Linked DNA regions of Homo sapiens: region 2 is linked to region 1. A link is a loop called in an ENCODE intact Hi-C map of the cell type or tissue named here. Cell type or tissue: CD4-positive, alpha-beta T cell. All regions are shown on one strand. Each heading gives the region's core, and the rest is flanking DNA. Links, peaks and the distances in the headings are about the cores only. Region 1 overlaps CCDC51 (coiled-coil domain containing 51). Region 2 holds the start of MIR6823 (microRNA 6823).

Region 1 (8,732 bases), core at 377-8,376:
CGCCAGGTACGAGGAGCTAGGGTTGTCCTGCCAGGGTAGAATCGGAACCGTAGGAGGGGTACTTAACCGGACGGCCTACCAGGCCTGTGGCCGTGCGCGGGAAGAGCACTGCAGGTAGACAGCAGGGCATGTGCATGTGCAAAGAGCTTCAAGCTCGTCGCTTTCCTGGAACCAAGGAAAGCACAGCTTGGGTGGAGGGAGATTAGGCGGGGAGATGGCAGAAGTGGACGGGAGTTATATCACGTGGTCCTATAGCTTTGGAAAACCCTGTAAGGAGTTTTATAATATAGTCAGGGGTGCAGCAGTTTGCGAATTCTGTTTGTTCATCTATGAAAATGGTCAAAAAAATTTATTTTGGTGATGGCCATACAACTCTGTTAATATAGTAAAACTACTGAATTGTACACATTGGGTGAATTATATGGTATGCAAGTTATATATCAATAAAGCTTTTTTTTCTTTTCCCCCCGAGATGGAGTCTTGCTCTTGTCTCTCAGGCTGGAGTGCAATGGCACGATCTTGGCTCACTGCAACCTCTGCTTCCTGGGTTCAAGCGATTCTCATGCCTCAGCCTCCCCAGTAGCTGGGATTACAAGTGCCCGCCACCATGTCCGGAAAATTTTTGTATTTTTAGTAGAGACGGGGTTTCGCCATGTTGGCCAGGCTGGTCTCGAACTCCTGACCTCGTGATCCCCCCGCCTCAGCCTCCCAAAGTGTTGGGATTACAGGCGTGAGCCACCGCACCCAGCCAAAGTTGTTATTTTTTTAAATAACAGTGCTGAGCGCTGGGATGCTACAGTGTCCAGAGATTAGGCAGATGAGTACATTTTTTGCTGGGTACGTACTATATGTAGGTACCAAGCTGAAATTCTAGTGAGTGAGACAGACTATAACCAAAGCAAATAAATGGGATACATGTTGCAGGTCATGTGATATATGCATGGAAAAAATAAAGCAGAGAAAGTGGGTCAGGAGTGCTAGGGTGGGAGTGGGATGGCCATATCTGATAGGGTGCATGGGGAAGACCTCCCAAGGGGCTACTATTTGAGCAGGACTTGAAGAAGGTGAGGGAGCGAGCAGCACAGATAGCAGCTGTCGTGAAGGCCCTGAGCTGGGGACAACTTGGTGCGTTCCAGCAACTTCAAGAAGGTCCATGTGCTTGGAGTGGAGTGAGGAAAGGGAGACTAGTGGGAGATGAGGTCAGAGAGGAATGAGAGCCAGTGGGTAGGTTCCCTGTAGGCCATGGAAAAGACAGGCTTTTACCTTGAGAGAAGTGGGGAACCATTGTAGAGGTTGAGCAGAGAGACAATGGTTCCACCTGTGTTTGGAAAGGAACACTGACTGCTCGACTGACAATAAATTGTAGGGGCTGGAATAGAAGCAGGGTGACATCTGTCAGGAGGCTCTTGGGATAATCCAGGCTAGAGATGTGATGTGGGTCACTGGGACCATTTGGTAGCAGTGGCAGAGGTGAGAGGAGGAGGGATCCTGGATTTGGAAAGCCAGGGGCATTTGCTGATAGATGGATGTGAGGTGGGAGAGAAATGAGGAATCAGGGGTGATGCGAGGTTGTTGATCTGAATATTTGAACTTGGTATTGCTGTCATCCATGATGGAGAAGGCTATGGGAAAAAAAGGTTTGGGAGGGGAAGATGAGATCCCCATTAGATTTTCAGGCAGAGATATAGGTTGGGAAGTTTGATAAATGAGCCTAGAACCCTGGGGAGAGAGGTCTGCGCTGGAGGAGTCAAGAGTATAGTTCTGTTTTTTTTTTAAAAAAACAACTTTATTGATATATAACTTGCATACCATGTAATTCATGCAATGTGTACAATTCAGTGGTTTTATTATATTCACAAAGTTGTATGGCCATCACCAAAATAAATTTTTTTGACCATTTTCATAGATGATTTTTAAAACCACAGGACTGGATAAGAGAGGAGTCTGAGTGCCGAGTGCCGGGGTGCTACAGTTTCCAGAGGTTAGGCAGATGAGTGGGGACTGGAAACCGAGTGAAAAATGGCATGTGAAGGAGGAGCAGGTGAAGGCCAGATCAGAGGGAGCTGGACGGAATCAGAGAAGAGGAACAGAAACAGTGAATTCAGGCAGTCTGTCAAGGAGTTTGGTTATAAAGGAAACCAAAGAAATGGGGCAGTTGCTGGTGGGGGGGTGTCAGATCAATTACTGAGTAATGTCTCAGGAGGAGAGAGGATTTGGGACCTGGGGCACAGGTTGGTTTTCCCTAGAAGCATGGGTTTTTTATCCTGAGGATCAAGAGAGGAGGTGGAAATGGGGCAGTTACTGATGGTTGGGAAGGTATGGTGGGAGTTTGTGGAAGTTCTCTTCCAACTTTTTATTATTTTCTTGATGGAAAATGAAGCAAGCAGACCATCAGCTGGAAGTGAAGATGAGGAACAGATGATAGAGGCTTGAGGAAGGGGCAGTTGGTAGGAGACAGCCATCTACATAGAGCGGGAGAATGGATCTGAAGGGGCAGGATTCCGAACTTGACCCTCAGGGCCCTGCTTCACCTATCCAGCCTCTCCATCCACTCTTCTCTGCTTTTGCTTTCCAGTTGCACTGACTGCCTTTCAGGTTTTGGGCGACCTCAAGCACTTTCCACCTTTTCTCTTTGCCAGGAACATTCTTCTCCTTGCTGGTTGGGGGGCCTGTGAAACATCTAAGTGGTGACATCCTGGGGGCTGAGAAACAGGGCCCAGGGTTGGGGGCTGGTGGGATGGTGGAGAGGCTGAGGGGAGGGACTGGAGTGGAGAAACAACTCCAGTTGCCACATGGGAATTATTGCCACATTCCCTTATGAAGTCTGTTGTCACCCAGCTTATGTTCTAGTGAGAGAATAGGCAACACATAAGGAAATATATCCATCAGGAGAAAAATAAAGCAGAGAAGGTAGCTGGGGAGGGAGTGGTCAAGGAAGCCTTACTGAGAGGTGATATTTGGGCAAAGATGAAGATGTCGGGGTGAGCCGAGTAGACTCGTGGAGGAAGAGTCATCCAGCTGGACAAGGTGGCAGGGCACAGACCAGCACGGTGGCTGGAGCAGAGTATGGCAGTAGAAGGAAGAGGATGAGGGCTGAGAGGTCTCAGGATTTCTTGGCCACCGCCAGGTGAAATGGGAGCTGTTGGGGGATTTTGATCAGAGGGATGTAATCTGATTTTTGTGTTACAGGGCCTTGGGCTGCCATGTGCAGAACATGGGGGTGGGGGACGGCAGGGGAGAAAGCCGAGATTGCATAGGAGACAGTAGCTGTCATCTCTGCCAGGAATGGGTGACTTTGCTGGGGTCTAAAAATGGGCAGCTAGTAGAGGAGGTGCTGGGAAAGGAGGCTGAGAAGGTTGGAGGAAGCCAAGAGGGGCAGTGATGTTGGGAAGAGAGGGTGTTGAAAGTGGTGCCAGCCATGGCGGACACTGCATGCTTTGTCTGATGAAGGATACACCTGCAGGGGTGTTATAGGATCTCAGCCTGTGTGTCATGGGTGCTGGCCTTGAGGCCTGGGAGTCTGACTGGGCTGCTGGGGCCTGGATGGTATGCACCCTCATGGGCATGGAACCCAGCCTTATGAAGGGGGCCCAGGGGTTTGGGTGTGGCACCAGCTTGGGATCACTGTCACAGTGAAGTTCCCTTCTGCGGCTCTCAGCTCAGGCCCACTTTGCCCAGAAGACATGTTTCTACCCAACCAGCTGTGTTTTCAAAGCCGCTGAGCTTCTCCAAAGACAGTTCTTAGCACAGCATGATGGAGAGGAGGCTAGGGTGCTGTGGGGAGCCTCTGTCTCATATCACCTTCCATCAGGAAGCCCCTTTCTATTCTGTATCTGGAGCTCCTTCAGTTCCTTCCTGTCTGCAGCTCCCTCTGCTTTTCTCTCTGTGGCGTGGTCTGTTGGCCACCAGGTGTCGCTCTCACAGCCAGGATCAGTGCTTAGGGACTTTGAGGTGTGGTTTGGCCAGAGGAGGGTGCTGTTGGCTCAGCTTTTTCTGGGAAAATGGGTCACCTGGCCACCTCTTTGGGGTCCTCAGAGTCACTGGCACTCTTGGGCTCAGGTGAGGCCTGATTCTGGATAACAGGAGACTCCCTGCTGTCCAGGTAATGAGAAGCAGGCCCAAACATCAAAGCAAGATGGAAAAGGGAAAGATGAGAGAAACCTAACCTGTTGAGCAATGGCAGGTTGGAGAGGAAAGAGAAAGCTTATGGAAGTCGTGAAGTGTGAGACTGAGAGTTGGTAGCCTGGAAAGTCTGGGGGCGGAGTTGTATGGCGTGAACCTAAGAAAAGTCCTCTGTGGCAAAAACAGTTTTGTTTTGTTTTTTTTTGCCCCTGGAATTATCTTAGAGGAGAGCTGAGAGTTTTCTGTCTTGGGTCACAAATGGCCTGTGTCCTTAGGTCCTTGCACAGAATTGAAACTCTGCTTCCCTTGTGCTGAGGCAGTCCTTGGAGAGTCTGGGGAGTTGGTTTTGAGGCTGTTTTACAGAAATGATCCTGGATCTTAGTCTTCCTGAATTCCCCTGAGTTCCACAACATTGCAGGGAGTATTTATGCGTCTTTGTGGGGCTTTGTCAGCATGTGTACAAGTCTGGTTTAAAAACTGTCTTTGACATCAGAAACCTGGGCACCAGGATTCTCATTCAAGTCACAGCAGAGAGACCTGGAGGATGTAGGGAAGTGGGTAGCAGGGAAGGGTCCGCTTTGTGTGGCATGGTGGCGGGCACTGGAAGGTATGGCATCCTAGAGGCTCGTCCCCAACTGTGTTCCATTGTCCAAGAGCACCCAGAGGAGAGCCTGACCATCCTCTTGCCACAGGGGCCACAGTCTCTGGGCCCAACAGGGTGGTGCTCAGTTTAGATGATTTGAGTGGGGATTAGTCTGTTCAGAACTGTCCCTAGGCCTCAAAACTGACTTATGTCCAGCCTTTCTCAGCTGTGAGCTGACCTGTCTGGCGTCCCCCTCACAGATCTCAGGATGATGGGGCGCAGCCCTGGGTTTGCCATGCAGCACATCGTGGGTGTGCCCCACGTACTGGTTCGGAGGGGCCTCCTTGGAAGGGACCTCTTCATGACCAGGACTCTCTGCAGCCCAGGCCCAAGCCAGCCCGGAGAGAAAAGACCTGAGGAGGTGGCCCTGGGGCTGCACCACCGCCTCCCAGCACTGGGAAGAGCCCTGGGGCACAGCATTCAGCAACGAGCGACCTCCACAGCCAAGACTTGGTGGGACAGATATGAAGAGTTTGTTGGACTCAACGAGGTTCGAGAGGCCCAGGGAAAGGTGACAGAGGTGAGGAGGGGAGCTGGGGTGGCTGGCCCCGCCCTCTGACTTGGGAAATGTGCCAAACCAGTCACGTGGTGCTGGGTAGCCACATCCAGACTTGTGTTTAGCCTCATTTCTCACGTGGAAACCTGGGCTTGATGCTTCTGGGGTGAAGGTCTCCATGTAACTGTGCCACCTACTTTCCCCGAAAACAGTTACTGTGTACCAGTAAGTCCCTGGCCACTAACATCCACTCTGTGAGGCCAGCAAATACTTCCTTTGTGGACCATTTGGGGATTGATGGTGAGAGTTACGTGGGGCTTGCTGCGGTACTGTTACTGTGTGTAATTACAACATCTTTTGTGAAGATAGAGGGCACTAGGAAATGTCACAGTGTGAGGTGGAAAGAGCTGGTGGTGGTTGTCAAGTCCTTTGTGGTGGCAGAAATGCATTCTGTCATCTCTGTTCCCACTCCTGCTTAGGCATGTAGTAGTGTAGCGTGGTGGGAAGAACCTGGGGTTCAGCTGGGACTTTGAGACAAACAGTGCCATCTCTTTCCTTGGAGATTGTGAGCTTGGCTGAGCTGGTGTTTCTGGGTTTATAAACTGGAGGCCACAGCAGTGCCTTTCATGGCATTGTTATAAGGCATAAATAAGGCAACACACGGGAAACAGCCTACCAACACAGGTTTGATGGACACAAATTGTGTGCATTGTTAGCTGTTTTCAAGTTTTTTCAGGGGCATGTTATTTCTGCTTGAATGGCTAAATCTCGTGATTCTGATGGGTGTGGCCCAAGGCTGCACTTTGAGCACCACTGGGTGAGCCAGGATTAGTGTCTAAGGAATTCCGTTTCCACCCTTTGCAGCTCACACCCCAGTGACCTCTTCTGGGAATGCCTTGCTGGGAATGCAGCTGAGCCTGTGTGGGTGTGGAGAGAAGGTGCAGATGGCCTCCGGTTTTCTCTTTGCAGGCTGAGAAAGTGTTCATGGTGGCTCGAGGGCTTGTCCGAGAGGCTCGGGAGGACTTGGAAGTTCACCAGGCCAAGCTGAAGGAGGTGAGGGACCGCTTGGACCGTGTCTCCAGGGAGGACAGTCAGTACTTGGAACTGGCTACTCTCGAGCACAGGATGCTGCAGGTAGGCACCTCAGGAGGCAGCCCTTTCGCACCTGGACAGTGACCCTAGCCTGGCAGATCATGGAGGGGCCGGGTGGGAACCCTGACTGGTCTGTAGTCAGAGGCCTGGTACAGAGGTGAGCCAGAAGCTCCTATGGATGGACAGAACCCCAAGCTTCCAGAGTCTATCCATATACTTTCTTCTGGAGTACTGGGGCCAACTCTTCAGGGCAGCGTAGCCTGGGACTCAGAATGCTGAGGAAGGAGAACTATGGAGGGGCTGGCCTAGGGAGTGCTGGACACTTCCCTTTGTGTAGACATAAGTGCACCTCTGGTCAAACCCAGAACTGCTCAGGTGGGACGATCATGCAACTCACTTTGATCACTCCCAATTCCTTTGCCCTTCTGACCCAGCCAGGTTGGTGCTACCTTCATTCATTCAGCATGGGTCTATGGAACATGTACTCTGCCAGGCACAAGGTAGTGAGCCATCTGCTGGTGGCTATAGCTGCAGGGCCACCTTGTGCCCATGTAATCCAATAACATGGCTTTGCTTCTGCAGGAGGAGAAGAGGCTTCGCACAGCCTATCTGCGTGCAGAAGACTCTGAGCGAGAGAAGTTCTCCCTCTTCTCTGCAGCTGTGCGGGAAAGTCATGAGAAGGAGCGCACAAGGGCTGAGAGGACCAAGAACTGGTCCCTCATTGGCTCAGTCCTGGGGGCCCTGATTGGTGTGGCTGGCTCCACCTATGTGAACCGTGTGCGACTACAGGAGCTGAAGGCTTTACTCCTGGAGGCGCAGAAGGGGCCTGTGAGTCTCCAAGAGGCCATTCGAGAACAGGCGTCTAGCTACTCCCGCCAGCAGAGGGACCTCCACAATCTCATGGTGGACCTGAGGGGCCTGGTACATGCTGCTGGGCCAGGGCAGGACTCTGGGTCACAGGCAGGTAGTCCCCCGACCAGAGACAGAGATGTAGATGTCCTTTCAGCTGCCTTGAAAGAGCAGCTTAGTCATTCCAGGCAAGTCCATTCATGTCTAGAAGGCTTACGAGAGCAGCTTGATGGCCTAGAAAAGACTTGTAGCCAAATGGCTGGGGTGGTTCAGCTTGTAAAGTCTGCAGCACACCCAGGCCTGGTGGAACCAGCAGACGGGGCTATGCCCAGCTTCTTGCTGGAGCAGGGGAGCATGATCTTGGCACTGTCAGACACGGAGCAGAGACTAGAAGCCCAAGTCAACAGGAACACCATCTATAGCACCCTGGTCACCTGTGTGACATTTGTGGCCACACTGCCTGTGCTCTACATGCTATTCAAAGCCAGCTAACCCCTGGCCCCTCCTCCAGAGGGTCTGAGGCAATAGCTGTGAATGTGGATTTAAGTAGAGAATCGTAGCAATGAAGCGAGCCTTTGGGGGCATGTACAACCTCAATCTGAAGGAGCAGTATCTGTGTGGCTCACCAGCAGGCATGCTTCGCTTTGTAGACAAGGTTCATTTACATTAATTATCAAAACTTTGTGCTAATGTCCAATTAAAATATCCTGAGTTTTATTATTTAAAACAATCAGACTGAGTTTTTTTCATTAAGAATCAAGATCCAAGACTTGAAGGTTGGGCCTGGAGTTGGGGTAGTCACCCCCTTTAGTTCCTCTCTCATCTCCTCTCTGTCCTCTTTTCTGAACTGTTATGGATGCACTCCTGAGGCCTAGATTTTCATTTTGGATTTCCTCCAGTTACCTGACTGTCCGGTGTCAGATGGCCTGGGAGTTCCAGTGAGTGGAACCTAGCCTGCTGCCTACTCATTTCGTGACCATGGTTGCTTCCCATCTCCTGGATCACTTTCTCTACCATGTGGGGGAGAACTTCCTGGTTCTAGTACTGGAGGAGTGATCAGAGGAGAGCAGGGAAGGGAGATTGGGAGAATGGTTGATAAATGTTGCTGGGGACATAAGTATAGGGATTGGTGGCCAGTCTGGATCCCTGGTACAGAGATTGCTTTGGGCAGCAGTGGTGTGCCACGGGGGCTGGGTGCACACCCCCACACAGCCCGGGGATATCTTCCACAGGCATAGGCAGAGCTCAGGACACCGGGAGTGTGCATGGAGAGGCAGTGATAGGGAGGGGGGGGTCTCCCACAGGTGGGAGGTGCAGTGGGGCATATGTATGATCTCTTTTCAGAGGGGAACAGTGACCCTTGACCTTGACTAAATGGCCATGGGTGGCCTTGTGTGCCCTGAGTAAACAGGAGCTTTGGGCTGGTATTCAGTCCTGGTGTTGGAGTATTGGAAGTCAGGCACATTCCAGAGAACCCACTCCCCTTTGAGAGCGCAGGGTAGCTATATGCAGGGGGGCCGCAGGTGGGGA
Region 2 (8,732 bases), core at 456-8,455, 110 kb before region 1:
ATGTGTTCCCTCCTTGTTGTGCCTCAGTTGGCAATTTCTTATGGCTGGAATTTCCCAGTGTTTTGCTATGGTAAGCAGAGCTGTTGTGATACACTTGAACTTTGGTTTTCTTTTGGGTCATTTCCTTGGGAGCTTATCTTGGGGAGCAGAGGAGATAGGTAATTTATTGCCTTGTTTTGCACCCAGGCCTGATTTGCTGCCCTGCCTGCCCACCTTGTGCTGCGCATGTGGGTGGAAGGCGGGAAGGGAAATGCCACCAAATGCCATGGGAGGAGGCTGGAGCTGTCTCTGGGAAAATAGGAGATGTGGAGAGGGGGTGCAGATCCCCAGTCCTGAGGTTTTGGGAGTCCCTGAAGGAGCAGTTGGGGGGTGGCCCCATCAGCGGGAGCAGGGTAGATGCAGGATTTCCTCCTGCTTAGCAGCTGTCGCACTGCCCTTGGTTGCTTGAGAGCCCGGCCACCTGGCCGGGAACTATGCAAACAATGCACAATGCGGGCCTCAGCTGTCCACCGGCCCTGAGGAGGCAAGGCCTTGCCTAACTTGTTTTCCTCTCACCTTAGCTAATACTGAGAGTTCTCTGCAAGTTTCTCCACTCTCACTCAGTCAGCCTGTTTCATGGGGTCTCCTCCTTCCCGCCCCTGAGGCTCACCATTTGGGTCACCTTTAAACAAGGGGAATGCACAGGAGTGATGGAGCCCCCACTGGCAAGCAAGGCCCTTTGTTTCTCTGCAGGGCCTGCCTGGGGCCAGGCCACCGCCTCCATGCCCTGAGTCCCAAGGGCAGTCGGTGCCGAGGTACACCTATGGCTTTAGCTCAGTATCCGCCAGGGTAGGACAGAGGGCACAGCTTCCCAGAAGTGCCCAGGCTCTTGGATAGCACTAGGCTTCTCTGAGGGATGACTGCCCCATTTTACAGCTGGGGACACCGAGGCTCAGAGTTCCCAATGAGTGTCAGACTCAAGATGGCAACCCAGGCCTGACTCCTGATCCCCTGCGGAAGTGCTTCTGGGGCCTCTGTGCTCTGAGGGAAACAACTTGTTGGTGGGGACAGTCTGTCTAGGCAACCAGGTGAAGGCACTTGCAGAACCAAGAAGAGGGGCAGTGACAGGTCCCCACATCTGTTCATCTGCCTGTCTGCTATGGTTTTACCTGACCCAGGTCCTAAGGATGAGGAAAAGGAAGCTTCCTGAGGCTTCTGACGTGAGACCGCGTTTGATGGCACTGGAAACTGAGCTGAGGGCTGGGCTCACGCCTGTAATCCCAGCACTTTGGGAGGACGAGGCAGGCAGATCACCTGAGGTCAGGAATTCGAGACCAGCCTGACTAACATAATGAAATCCTGTCTCTACTGAAAATACAAAAATTAGCCAGGTGTGGTGGCATGTGCTTGTAATCCCAGCTACTTGAGAGGCTGAGGCACGAGAATTGCTTGAGCCCGGGAGGCAGAGGTTGCAGTGAGCTGGGTACCAGTGTCCTCCAGCACTCCAGCCTGGGCAAGGGCGACAGAGCGAGACTCCCTCTCAAAAAAAAAAAAAAAAAAAAAAAAAAAAAAAAAGAAGGCTGGAGGTGATGGCTCACACCTGTAATCCCAGCACTTTGGGAGGCCCAGGCAGTCGGATCACCTGAGGTCAGGAGTTTTGAGACCAGCCTGACCAACATGCCGAAACCCCGTCTCTACTGAAAATACAAAAATTAGCCAGGTGTGGTGGCAGGTGTCTGTAATCCTAGATACTTGGGAGGCTGAGGCAGGAGAATCGCTTGAACCTGGGAGGCAGAGGTTGCAGTGAGCCAAGATCGCACCACTGCCCTCCAGCCTGGGCAACAGAGTGAGACTCCGTCTCAAAAAAAAAAAAAAAAAAAGAAAAGTGAGCTAGGTCCCATAAGATGAAGCTGGCAGTTCTGCTGCCTTGGTATCTGTTCTAGCCAGCTGGGAATATAGGGGGCTGTATTCAGATCCTTCCGTGCCTCTAGCCTGGCATCTTCTCTGGCTGGCACACTGACCTGTGGCACATGGATGGTGGTGGGTGGGCTATCAGAGGGACTGTCCTTGTGGGCATCAGTCTGGGTCTCTGGTCTCAACCCCTTGTGGTCCTTACCCTGAGAGACTTCTAGATGCCTCCCTCCCTGATCCTGCCCACAGTTCCTGAGCACCAGCGCTGTGCCAGGCCCCAGGGCCCTAAAGGGCTCAGATACCACAGGGCTTCTTCTGCTGTAAGTGATCAGTCTAGAGAGAAGAGTGTCATTAGTGAGGTGACCAGGATTGAGGGTGAGGGGTGTTCCCGGTGGCCATGGAGATGCCTTGGGGAAAGGACTCATTGAGGAAGTGACTTTTTAGCTGGGCTTTGTATGATGAAAAGAAGTTCACCACAGGGAGGGCATGCAGTGGGGCTATGTGTTCTGGGAGCACTGAGTGATGGATGGGGTGGGAGAGATGTAAAAAGGTTAGGGTATGGATTCCTGGATGACAGAGGCAGGGTGTTGATTACCCTGCTGGGTTTTGGTCCTGTCCTTCATGCGGTGGGGACCCCCCTAGCCATGTTTAGCCAGTGGCAAGTTCGGTTGACTTTATGCCTGGTGGTGCACATCAGGATGAAAAGGGCTGGAGAGATCCCACTGTGTCTGCCAGAGCCCAGGCGGGCCTGGGGAAGGGGGACATGCCAACGGTGGCTTGAAACCAGCATCTGGGGCCACTCCAGGAGCTGTGTGGGGATGCTAGGAAGCCAAGAAGATACGTCTGATGCCAGTCCCATGCCCTGAGGCTGAGAGACCACAGGCTGAGAGGGAGGGGTGCGCTGGGAGGGTCCCAGCCCTCATCTGACACTGTGCTGCTTGCCTTTTAGTGTGCATGACCAACTGCCCAACTCTCATTGTCATGGTGGGCCTGCCCGCCAGGGGCAAGACCTACATCTCCAAGAAGCTGACTCGATACCTGAACTGGATTGGTGTGCCCACTCGGGGTGAGGCTTGGCCCCAGCTGTCTAAGGGGAGCTTTGTGGGGCATGACGAAGAGAATAGAGAAGGCCTATTCTCTATTATTTGGCCTGGGGTTGGGTCAAGGTCAGGGTTGGTAGGGGTTGCTGTTGCTGTGAAAGCTGAGCCTCTCCTTCCCTCCAGAGTTCAATGTTGGCCAGTATCGCCGGGACGTGGTCAAGACCTACAAATCTTTTGAATTTTTTCTCCCCGACAATGAAGAGGGCCTGAAAATCAGGAAGTAAGTATATGTGTTGGGTGTGGGGGGAGAGGTTGCTGGGGGACCCAGTGTGGAGAAAGCTAACACATTACTGACCATTTACTGAGAAGCCCCTGGAGTGGAGCTGCTGGTGAATGACTGAGCTACTCCTGAGCCCTGGCCTTGCCCAGCCCTGATGGCTGTGTGACAGGGCTGTGTGACAAGGCTGGTCTCTGGATCTCTCAGGATGTGGTGGGGGTGGGAGGTGATGGGTTTGGGGATGAGAGGAGAGGGTGTGTTGTGTGGCCTCCTGGTGGCTGGGCCATTCCTGCCCTGGGGTTAAGGAACCCTTGGGAAGGACAGAGCTTCAGGGAGGTAAGAGGGGCTCAGCCCATGCAGGTCGTTGGAGCTGCTGCCTGGAGGTCACGCTCGCTCACCCCAGCGCCCCGTGGGGATGGCTGCTGCTGGGGAAGGGAACCTGAGTGAGTGCAGGCATACAGGCCTTAGGGATGGAGCTGGGGGTGGGGGGCTTCCTCCCTTGCCCCAGGATAAGCTCTCTCCTGTGTATTTGGAGCATGTTCTTGGTGTGTGATTGCTGGTGCGATTGGCTTTGCATTGACATCTCCTAGATGCTGCTGGGTGAGTCGTTCACACTTCTGCTGTTACTCTGGAGATAGAAATATGTATATGCTACCGCCCCACCCTCAACAACTTTCAGACTTGAACTGAGTCCTTTCTTCAAGGAACTGAGCACCAGCTGGTGGTCTGAGCAGCCATGCTGTGCTTTTCTCAGGAGGTGTTAGCTGTGGTCTTGAGAAGCCCCTTATCAACCTAGGGTGGCAGAGACTTGCTCTTGGCCCAGCCATCAGGATAGGGCAGTGAGCAGAGGTTGACCCAGCTCTAGTGACTTCCCCAAATCAAGCCCAGTGGCTACCAGGCTGCCACTGGGGTCCACACTAGGCTACCCGTTCCTTCTCTGGCCACCAGGGGGCAGGAACTCCCTGCTGTGGGGCTTGGACCTTCAGACTGGAGACTGCCTTTGTTCTTGCATCGGTGTGGCTGGGCCAGGCTGTGGCACCAAGAAGGGAAGGGGAGCCTGATATTCAGGTTTCTATGGCCAAATTGTGGGTAAAAATCAAGGCTGGACCCTCTGGTTATATTGAGCCAGATAAAAAGTAGAGGACTAATGTCTGAACCTACCGTGTGCTGGGTTCTTGATGCCCATTGTCACCCCCTACTTTTACAGATGAGGAAACTGAGGCTCAGACAGGCCAGGAGTCTCGCACAAAATAGCAAGTTTACATCAGCGCCCAGACTTGAATCTAAGCCCATCCACCGCTAAAAAGTGTCCATCATTCCAATATTCCTCAATAGGTAGGTCAAGGAACATCAAATGCAAATTTTATTTATTTATTTTAAAAATTATTATTATTTGTGTGTGTGTGTGATGGAGTCTCACTCTGTCGCCCAGGCTGGAATGTAGTAGTGCAATCTCAGCTGACTGCAACCTCCGCCTCCCAGGTTCAAGCAATTCTTCTGCCTCAGCCAACAACCCCAAGCTGTGGACGCTGATAGCCTACTGTCTGATCTTCCCAGCAGCTTCTGTGGTGGGCGGTGCCTCACTTTTCCAGATGCTGGGACCAAGGCCAGAAAGTGATGGGGGTGCCTTGGGTCACTCAGGGTTTGAATTTGAAGTCCGTCCTGCCTGAATCCATAGTGTTTGTGGGGAGAGTCTGCCAGCTGTTCCACTCTGGCTGTCCCCCTAAGGTAGGGATATTTGGGATTAATTCAAATGAAGAGACCTAGACTCAGAGAGGTTGGGAAGCTAGTCCAAGGTCACCCTGCAACAGAAGCTGGGGACAGGCTCATTGCTGCCTTTCTGCAGGCATACCCTCTGGCTGCCCTAGAAACCCTCTCTGCTGTATCCGAATCCTGGCTCTGGCTGGGCCACAGGGCCATCTCCTATTAATCAGCCCAAAATTTCCCAATTAGCAAAATAAAAGGACCAGAGTTTTTAAAATGGAAAACCTGGGAAGAGACAGCTGCATTTCCCAGAGGCCCAGTTACTCACACAGTGTTGAGGTCCATCTCTGACACTGGACACAGCAGAAGATCTAGAAAAGTGCGTGCAAGGCCGGGTGCAGTGATTCACGCCTGTAATCCCAGCACTTTGGGAGGCCGAGGTGGGTGGATCACTTGAGGCCAGGAGTTTGAGACCAGCCTGGCCAACATGGCAAAACCCCATCTCTACTAAAATTACAAAAATTAGCCACATGTGGTGGGGCGCCTGTCATCCCAGCTACATCAGGAGGCTGAGGCATGAGAATTGCTTGAATCTGGGAGGTGGAGGTTGCAATGAGCCAAGATTGCGTCTCTGTGCTCCAGCCTGGGTGACAGAGTAAGACTCTGTCTCAAAAACAAAGTGTATGCAAGGGCATAAGTACACATATTCTAAACAGGCACACTCATACTCCTGCACACAGTCCTATACCACACACAAGCCCCCTATGCACACACACACGTGGGCACATGCATGCATGTGCATACCTCATAGGCACACATCCGGACATGCGTATACCATATGCACAGGGTACATACACATGCACACCCCCTGTGTACACAGTCACGTTATACATAAGGGTATATGTACATGTGTGGGCACCTACACATATAAATACTTGGGCTCACTTAAGCCACACGTAATTCAAGGGCCATTACACACACGAAGGCGCACATGTTCTCACCCTGTATATACACACACACCTGAGCACGCTCATACATGGTGTGTAGGGGGTCCCCAAGACTGCCCTCAGGTTCAGTGATTTGCTAGGGTGACTCCCAGGACTTGGCATATAGCTGGACTCATGGCTAAGACTTAGTACGGCAAAATGACACAAAGCAAAATCAGAAAAAGGGGCCTGGGGTGAAGTCCAGAGGAAACCAGGAGCGAGCATCAAGATTTTCTCCTCATGGAGTCACACAGGACGCACTTAATTCCTCCTGCATTGAACATTGACAACATGTGTAAAATGTTGTCTGCCAGGGAAATTCATCAGAGACTCAACGACCAAGGTTTTTACTGGGGGCTGGTCATATAGGCACCCTGTGCCTAGCATGTACCAAAATTCCAGACTCCCAGAAGGAAAGCAGATAATCAACATAAACCATGTTGTTTGTATAAACAGTCTATGCACAGTGAGCTCCTCTTATAATTCAGGGAAAGTTTCATATCACTAGAGGGAACTGTTTACCATCAAGTTCCCCAACCCTGGCCAAGGGCCAACCTCACAAGCAGGCCTTTCGAAGGGGACCATTCTCATACCTGCTGTGTTAACTCTTCCACACACATGCAGTCACCCACTACACATGAAGGTGGGTGCACACACATATGCATACCTCAGAGTCATGTGTGTGGGCACATATACGCTTGTGTTCACCTGTATGCACATGTGGATCTGTGCACATGTACACACCAAGCATGATCGCATATGTTCTCACACAGTCACATGGCACATGAAGACATGTATACACACACACCATGTGTACACACATGGTCACCCCCACATGCATACTCTGTATATGCTTGGACACACACACACAAACTTATACACATGGGTGCATGCACACACATCCTGTGTGCACACATGTGGGCACACTCACTCATACCTGTGCCCATTTAGTCACATACCGCACACAGGGGTTGTGCACGCTCGTGTGTGTGCACCTGTGCTCATACATGGGCCCAGGGAATACTCACACAGGTACACTCACAGATTTACATGTACACACTTGGGCACAACACACACATAACCACCCACACGTGTGGATTCATGCACATATGCATCTCTTCACCCCATTTGCACTCTCTTATACACACACACACACACGCACACACACAGGCTCCCAGGCTCTTCCCTCAGCATCTCCACCGGGGCCCTGAGGTCTCTCCTGCATGGTGGTGTCATGGCCAGAGCAGCCCACAAAAGAGATCTTAGCCCAGAACGTGGGGCTCTAAGGAGAAATGTCCCTACCAATGCCAGTTACCTGGACTCTCAGAATTCAGATGTTTTTGGCATGAGGAAGAAAGCACTTTGAGGCTTTAACTGGAAGACCCATTGGGGCACAGAAATGGTTACAAGGGCTGGACATAGTAGCTCACATGTGTAATCCCAATATTTTGGGAGGCTGTGGCGGGAGGATCACTGGAAGCTAGGAGTTAAAGACCAGCCTGGGGAACATAGTGAGACCCTGTCTCTTAAAAAAAAAAAACAAAAGAAAGAAAAGAAATGTCACAAGGAGCCGTAAGAGTAGAGCTCTTTTCAGTGCCCTGGACTCAGCTCTACCACTGATTTCTTTGTGGTTCTCAGATCAGCTTCTGCCGCTGTATTTCAGGCATATCGTCCTGATGAGAGCCCTTTGACTTTGACATGCTGGGAGTTTAAACACAAAATCCAAAGATCAACAAAGCCAGGAGGGCTGGGCACTGTGGCTCAAGCTTGCAATCCCAGCACTTGGGAGGCTGAGGAGGGTGGATCACCTGAGGTCAGGAGTTCAAGACCCACATGGCCAACATGGTGAAATCCCATCTCTACTAAAAATACAAAAAATTAGCTGGGTGTGGTGGCACATGCCTGTAATCCCAGCTACTCGAGAGGCTGAGGCAGGATAATTGCTTGAACCCAGAAGGTGGAGGTTGTAGTGAGCTGAGATCATGCCACTGCACTCCAGCCTGGGCAACAAAGTGAGACTCTGTCTCAAAAAACAAAAAACACAAAGCTAGGAGATCTAGCTTTACCCTTACATAGAAAAAGGGAAGATAATAGATAAAAAGGTAATTTATCTATCTCCAGACCTCATAGGATAAATTGATGAGAATAATCCTGGCTGGGTGCAGTGGCTCGCGCCTGTAATCCCAGCACTTTGGGAGGCCAAAGTGGGCAGATCACTTGAAGTCAGGAGTTCGAGACCAGCCTGGCTAACATGGCGAAACCCCATCTCTACTGAAAATACAAAAATTAGCCAGATGTGGTGGCACGTGCCCATAATCCCTGGTACTTGGGTGGCTGAGGCACAAGAATTGCTTGAACCTGGGAGGCAGAGGTTACAGTGAGCTGAGATTGCACCACTGCACTCCAGCCTGGGCAACAGAGAGTAAGACTCTTGTCTAAAAAAAAAAACAAACCTTCTGTGTCAATCCACTTTGCAGCAATAAATGAAAAAGCTGAGAACTTAAAAAGATTGTGTAAGCCTGGGCAACATAGCAAGACCCCATCTCTAAAAGAAATTTAAAGATTAGCCAGGTGTGGTGGCATATCCCTGTAGTTTCAGCTACTCTGGAGGCTGAGGCAGGAAGATTGCTTGAGCCCAGGAGTTTGGGCTGCAGTGAGGCATGATCCCACTGCTGCACTCCAGCCTAGGTGGCAGAGCGAGACCTTATCTCAAAAAAAAAAAAAAAAAAAAAAAAGATCTGAAAACTGTATAGTCAGTGTTTGGTCATAGGTGGGGGATTCCCATTCTGGAGGGTATGGATATGATAGAAGAAGAGATGCAGAACCCTCCCTCAG

What was found. Peaks named below come from ENCODE experiments on the same cell type or tissue, not always from the same donor. Only the 100,000 strongest peaks of a DNase experiment are listed, where the experiment ranks them.
Region 2: a loop joins it to region 1, with 3 times the contacts of the local background. A loop is called at or near these places in 27 of 110 quality-filtered maps.

Annotation. Positions count from the first base shown.
Region 1 is chr3:48,431,370-48,440,101 of GRCh38, reverse strand. It overlaps CCDC51 (coiled-coil domain containing 51), which reads left to right. Exons shown (of 4, transcript NM_001256964.2): 1 at 1-114; 2 at 4,966-5,285; 3 at 6,231-6,395; 4 at 6,936-7,929. The coding sequence starts at 4,974. The coding sequence ends at 7,694. Among named protein-coding and RNA genes, the nearest start is that of CCDC51, 4.4 kb to the left of the region's middle. RefSeq lists enhancers at 38-177, 4,477-5,319, 7,350-7,399, 6,516-7,715 and silencers at 2,113-2,162, 3,891-3,990. In CD4-positive, alpha-beta T cell, for the core only: CTCF peaks have their summits at 3,741 and 3,944 (motif pointing right); DNase peaks (open chromatin) are centred at 3,931 and 5,331; H3K4me3 peaks cover 136 bases; H3K27ac peaks cover 54 bases.
Region 2 is chr3:48,544,342-48,553,073 of GRCh38, reverse strand. PFKFB4 (6-phosphofructo-2-kinase/fructose-2,6-biphosphatase 4) reads left to right here. Exons shown (of 14, transcript NM_004567.4): 2 at 2,840-2,956; 3 at 3,114-3,210. MIR6823 (microRNA 6823) reads left to right here and starts at 3,053; the gene lies at 3,053-3,113. RefSeq lists enhancers at 1-652, 653-1,316, 1,317-1,978, 1,979-2,642. In CD4-positive, alpha-beta T cell, for the core only: a CTCF peak has its summit at 4,126 (motif pointing right); DNase peaks (open chromatin) are centred at 4,163 and 6,443.